Regions from separate parts of the Homo sapiens genome. Here region 2 is linked to region 1. The links are chromatin loops, found by intact Hi-C in ENCODE. Cell type or tissue: HepG2. All regions are shown on one strand. Each heading gives the region's core, and the rest is flanking DNA. Links, peaks and the distances in the headings are about the cores only. Region 1 holds the start of LOC105372582 (a long non-coding RNA gene). Region 2 has its middle 70 kb from the start of FAM182B.

Evidence for each region. A loop is a pair of places that touch in the nucleus more often than their neighbours do. Peaks named below come from ENCODE experiments on the same cell type or tissue, not always from the same donor. Only the 100,000 strongest peaks of a DNase experiment are listed, where the experiment ranks them.
Region 2: it touches region 1 in a loop (9-fold over the local background); 3 of 110 quality-filtered maps call a loop at or near these places.

What each region holds. Positions count from the first base shown.
Region 1 is chr20:25,749,816-25,752,719 of GRCh38, forward strand. It overlaps LOC105372582 (a long non-coding RNA gene), which reads left to right and starts at 1,393. Exons shown (of 2, transcript NR_135006.1): 1 at 1,393-1,523; 2 at 2,748-2,904. RefSeq lists an enhancer at 1,033-1,262. In HepG2, for the core only: no CTCF peak of the experiment used is centred there; a DNase peak (open chromatin) is centred at 1,266; H3K4me3 peaks cover 1,159 bases.
Region 2 is chr20:25,864,416-25,867,319 of GRCh38, forward strand. No RefSeq gene overlaps it. Among named protein-coding and RNA genes, the nearest start is that of FAM182B, 70 kb to the left of the region's middle. In HepG2, for the core only: no CTCF peak of the experiment used is centred there; a DNase peak (open chromatin) is centred at 1,456; H3K4me3 peaks cover 689 bases; H3K27me3 peaks cover 2,500 bases.

The sequences.
Region 1 (2,904 bases), core at 258-2,757:
GCTGGTCTGTGTTAATTATGGCAGAGAAGTCCATACTAGTGAAACGGGAAAAGTTCACTTGTCCCTTTTGCAGGGCGTGCGATGGGGGTGTAACTTGCTTCTTCAGTGCCCTGCTGCTCAGACCTCTAGGGGAGCATACAGAGGGGCAGGCTATGGGGCTCTGACCCCATGGCAGTGATCTAGGGGTGAATGTTTACAGCTGAAGCCCCAGTGGACGTGTGTTACAGCTCTTAGTTTAGCTGTCCGTAGGCGACTTGTGTTAGTCATCTCAATTAGACCCCTGCTTTATTGGAAGGACAGAGGGCTTTATGTATCCTGGGGTTCTTGCCTTGGTGTACTGGAAGAATTGGATCACATGTGGGCTTGGAGAATAAGCGCGAGGTTTTATTGAGTGGAAGTAGCTCTGAACAGATGGGGGAGGCAGAAAGGAGATGGTTTTCCCCTGGAATTGGGCGCCCGGGGGGCCTGGCTCTCTGGCCAAACTTCACCTCCTTCTGCCGGTGGATAGCCTGCTGGTCTGCTGGAGTCTATCCTGTGCTCTTCCACAGAGTACTCCCCTCTATGCCCAGAGGACGTCCAGAGGACCTGTGTGTCTGCCTGTTAGGGCCTCAGGGTTTTTATAGGCACAAGATGGGGGCGTGGCAGGCCACGGTGGTCTTGGGAAATGCAACATTTGGGCAAGAAAACAAAAATGCCTGTCCTCACCTAGGTCCGTGGGGGTGGAGCCCTAGCCAGGGACCATGCCCTCCTCTAACCCATACTTCCCTTCCCCCTTCCGTATCATTTGAAGGGACCACGCTCTTCCCTTCCAGCAGTTCCCTTCCTTATCACTAGGACCCCAAGACCTGGGAACCAGCCTGGGTGGGGGTCAGTGGTGGATGTGGCCCCAAAAGCAGCTTAGGGGGTCCCTTCCTTGTGGCTGCTTCTTGACTGGATGGAGCAGTGTTCAGGCCTTTCCCCTGTGACGTTTTCTCCTAATAACGTCACAGGCCTTTCTCATGTGACTTTATTACAGCGGCTGGGGCGTCCCTGTGAGAGGCCTGACCCAGGTGTGGGGGGCGCAGCCAGACCGGGGTGCTCCTGGGGTGCAGAGGATTCGTGGCAGCACGGAGAGTCCGAGGGAAAGGTGACTTTGGAAAGGCAAGTGCCAGGTTACTAGGACCGTGTATATTCACTTCTGGCAGTGAAATGACGGTTTCAGACACTATGAGGGAGCTTCCCGAGTAGGATACAAAGAAAGCCTGCAGCTACCAGGTCCACGGGCTGATAGCCCCACCTCTACGGAGAAGGCTACACGGCGCATGCTCGAAGGGCGTGACAAGGGGCGGGGCGAGAAGGAAGGGGCGGGGCTGAGGGGAGGGGTGGGGCAGAAGAAAGGGGCCGTGTGCGCCCACATACTGGAGGATCAACATTATCATGGCAACCCTGAGGAGGCTGTGAGAGTCTCTGGGGTCCTTGCCGGCCTGCAGAAAATCAAGCTTTGAGCGGGAAGCTTCGAGGAGACACAGTGTCACAATTACAAGGTGAGACCAGATGCCCTGGCCCCGCTGTCTCCTCGCAGGCAGGAGAGGTTTGGGAACACCCACGCTTCCCTCAGCAAGGCAGAACTGCACTGGACGCATGGAAGTGTGATTTGGAAAGCGGGACCTTCGTACGGAATGTTCGGAGTTGTAGTATCTGTTCTACTCCCAGCCTGTTGGTTCTAGGGCTGCGGACTATAATCCCAGCATGCACTGGGTTTGGGTAAGAGACTGAAGCATCCAGGTGAAGAACTGGCATTGCTTCTACCTGTGGAGAGAGGACACCTGTAGGCTGCACGATTGACTGTGAATTTAGGAGGAGGATTAAAAGTTACCTGGCAAACAGTAGGCACCCTACAAATACTGATTTTTCCCCCTCCTTTAAAAAGTTTGATCTCTTGTTAGATGGTGTTGAGTAATACAGAAATGGCAGGTATGCATGTGATTGGTGCTTAAATGCACACAGTTCCCCATACCACAAGAGGAAACACACCACAGCCTGATCATTAGGACCAACAGCAAAATAAGTTTGCCTTTAATCTATTCACTGCATATCTAAACTTTGATCAAGCCCATGGACACACCTGAAGACATGGGGTTTCCTTCTTCTGGGCACAATCATCCTTTGATCAGTGTCTGCTCTGTAAAACAGGATTCCCCCTAACTCTACCAACCAGCAGATGGGAAGTAGTAATCCACCCGTGGACACTTCCTGCTTGCAGCCCACTGCTCTCTCAGGTTACCATTTTCAGATGTTGCAAGGATGGGGTACTCCCTTGCCTCTGAAAGGGAATGGAGGGTGGGGGGTGTGGTTCAGCACTCAGAGCTTCACTTCAATGTGGCAGCCACTGACCATTGGGACCACTGAGCCCCTGGAATGTGGCTGGTCTGTATTGAGATGTGCTGGAAGTTTAAAATACAGAGTTTTATGGTTTTATTCTTTGTGTGTGTGTGTGTGTGTGTGTGTGTGTATGTATGTGTTTAAAAATGGCTTTTATTTGTATGTTATTGCACATTCCTAATACAGTGATTTCTGGAAATCACAGTATTTTGTAAACATAAGATTTATACTTTAACCATACCCAAAGTCTATTTTTATTTCTTGACAGAATTGCTTTTCTTAGTACACATGGCTCTGCTGTGGTTTAAAACTGACTTTTTCATTTAAGGCAATCTGGACTCTATTAGTGAGAAATGCATTGTTTTTCTTGGTTTTATTCTCTAAAGGTTCCAGCATTTGGAGGCAAACATGAAGCTCCATCCTCTCCAATTCTGGGGCAACCGTGTGGAGATGATCAAAATGCTTCACCTTCAAAACTTTCAAAGGAAGAGTTAATACAGAGTATGGATCGTGTAGATCGAGAAATTGCAAAAGTAGAACAGC
Region 2 (2,904 bases), core at 309-2,808, 110 kb after region 1:
CCTTCTAGGCAATCCACGCACCCATGAAGGGAAACATGGAGAACAAGCAAGCTTTCCTGTCTGAGACACTTATGGGAGCAAAGAGCTCCACGGTCACGAGATCTGCCCAATCAAGCAGAAACAGGTTTGGAGAGAGAAACAATCATAACAGGGATCTCCAGGAAATGTCTCCCTGACAGACTGGGAAGTCACGGACTGGGAAGTCCCTGATGGACAGGGAAGACATGTGGCCAGAGAGAGAGGCATCTAGGACAGGGGAGACAGAGCAAGAGGGAGGACAGAGCAGAAGGAGCAAGAGGGAGGACAGAGCAGAGGCAGGACAGAGCAAGAAGAAGGAGAGAGCAGAGGCCGGAGCCCAGGCAGGAAACAGCACGGTGCCACCGCCACAGGCATAAGGGGAGGGGATCCAAAAGCGTGGCTTGTCCAGAGAAACCAGCGATCCAGTGACAGGGATTGTTGCCATCTCCCATTCCCGGCTTCCTCTTGCAGACTGTATCGTGCTATGGCTTCATTTCTCAGAGAAGAGCCGTGAAAAGATACAAGCATCTTCTCTGACGTGGGTCCGCTGCTCTCCTGTGGGACAAAGAGCTCCTGTGGGGCTCTTGTCCTCAGCTGCAGTGTTTTCATCTTGATGCTAGAAAAGAGGCTGCTCAGGATGAGGATGAGATTTCAATTGCTCCAGGACCGACGCATCTCCTCACGTGGGCCAGGCCTTCACACACCCAAAGCGGATCCGCGGCCGCGAAAACGATTGACAACCGGCCTCATGACCCAGGCAAAGATGCAGAAAGAGGCTCACCAAAGACAGGCCGCCATGCGAGAAACCGCTTTGTGGCACACAGGGCACATTCGGCCAAAGACACACATGGACACGGGCACACACACACAAACCCACAGAGAGAGGGAAAGAAACTCACAGAGATTGAGAGACAGAGAGAGAAGAGAGAATGGGAGACACACACACAGACACACAGATACACACACACACACACACACACACACACACAGACACACACACAGAGTCATACAGCAGAGGCATGAAAACACACACCCCCAGGCAACCCCTGAGGCTGCGGGGTTCTGCTGTCGACCCTCTGGTGAGAGAGCACCCTAGGGGCACGCATTCCAACCTGTCTTCGAGATCTCTGACGGCGGCACGACTTTTGGGGAGACTCAACCCAACCAACACCATCCCGGCAGGCCTGAGGCTGGGATGCCGTGCTGCTTCCCCAGGACTCCGCCTGGGGTTTCCTCATCCTGGTCGGCCCTTTGCGACTCCTGGCATCCGGAAACCTTCCCGTCGACCCCGTGGAGAGGTCAGGCCGGAGCCTCAGAGCCCCGACACACAAGCACTGGCACAGAGGGCTCCTGCTTTGCCGAGCCTCAGAGACTGGTTTCTAAGACAACTGTGGGAAGCACTGTGACGGGAGAAGCCGCTCGCACCTCACGCATGCGCATTGGCTGGGCCGACTCGCTCTCCGCTCCTGGCAGGCAGGCTGCGTCCTCTTTAAATAATGCCACCGCTGCGCAGCGGCTGGATCCGGGCTCCAGTTTGGGGCGGCGTGGGAGAGGCGACCGCGGGTGTCTTGTCCTGTCCCAGGGCCAAACCCCCAGGTGTCCTGTCCCCAGGACCTCCTTGAGCTGACTTCCACCTTGGGAGGAAGGGGGAGCTTCAGGACGCCTGCTGTGTTCTCAGGACTCCCCTTCAGATCCCATTTTGGCCCACTCCGAGTGAGATAGGATGGGCTCGCCACATCTGGTGAGGCAGGCAGGGCCTCGCTGCAGCACAGAATGATCCCATAGGTCTCAAGGCCTAGTGTCAGCTGCAAATTCACTGATCCATCAGCCCTCTGCCTCCCTCCTCCTTTGAAAGAGCAGTGGCCTGCCCAGCTTCTAAAAGCCCTGGTGCTCCGGAAAGCCCACCATGCTTTACAGGACACTTGCAGGCAGGAACCAGGGCAAATCCGATGTGGAGACCATGTGACCACGCGTGGCACTGGCGTATCCCACAGCAGATGGTGTGAATGTGTGTCACCGGAGGCATACGGAGCGATGGCGAAAGAAACGGTGGTGTCCAGGCATGTGCCGGTGGAAGGGTGGAACGAGTGAACTTTCCCACAATGCCAAGGAAAATCGAAGAACACCTGGGACCCGGGGGGTGGCAGGGGGCGTGTGCCTGACCCAAGCCATGTTTTCAAATGCCTAGCAGAGGAGCAAAGAGGTTTCTGCAAAATTCGCCCCACCTCTAACCCTCCACCACCCTGGTAGCCCTGACGGAACTTCGGCTACACTCAGCCCCAGCCCCAGCCCCAGCCCAGTCCCTTTGGTTCCCTGACATTCGTTTCGGACAGAAGGTCATGGGAGTCAGTCCACCCAGGAGCAGAGAAGAGGATGTCCCTCAAGAATGAGACAGGAAGCGCAGAGGAAATGCGACACCACCTGTCCTGGAAGACAAGGCCAGTCACGGTCGCCTAGCGCTCTTTCTAGGCAATCCACCCACCCATGAGGGGAAACGTGGAGAAGAAGGAAGCTTCCCTGCCTGAGACATGTATGGAAGTCAAGAGCTCCAGGGTCATGAGACCTGCCCAATCCAGCAGAAACACGTTTGGAGAGAGAAACAGTCATGACACGGATCTCCAGGTAGTGTCTCCCTGACGGACTGGGAAGTCATCTTTGCTGAAGACATTTGGCGAGAGCGAGAGGCATCCAGGCCCCTGAGAAACAGGGGAGGCAGAGCGAGAGGGAGGAGAGAGCAGAGGCCGGAGCCCAGGCAGCGTATAGCACCGTGCCACCTCCATGGGCATAAGGGGAGGGGTTCCAAAAGCGTGGCTTTTCCAGAGAGGCCAGCGTTCCAGTGACAGGGATTGTTGCCATCTCCCATTCCCGGCTTCCTCTTGCAGACCG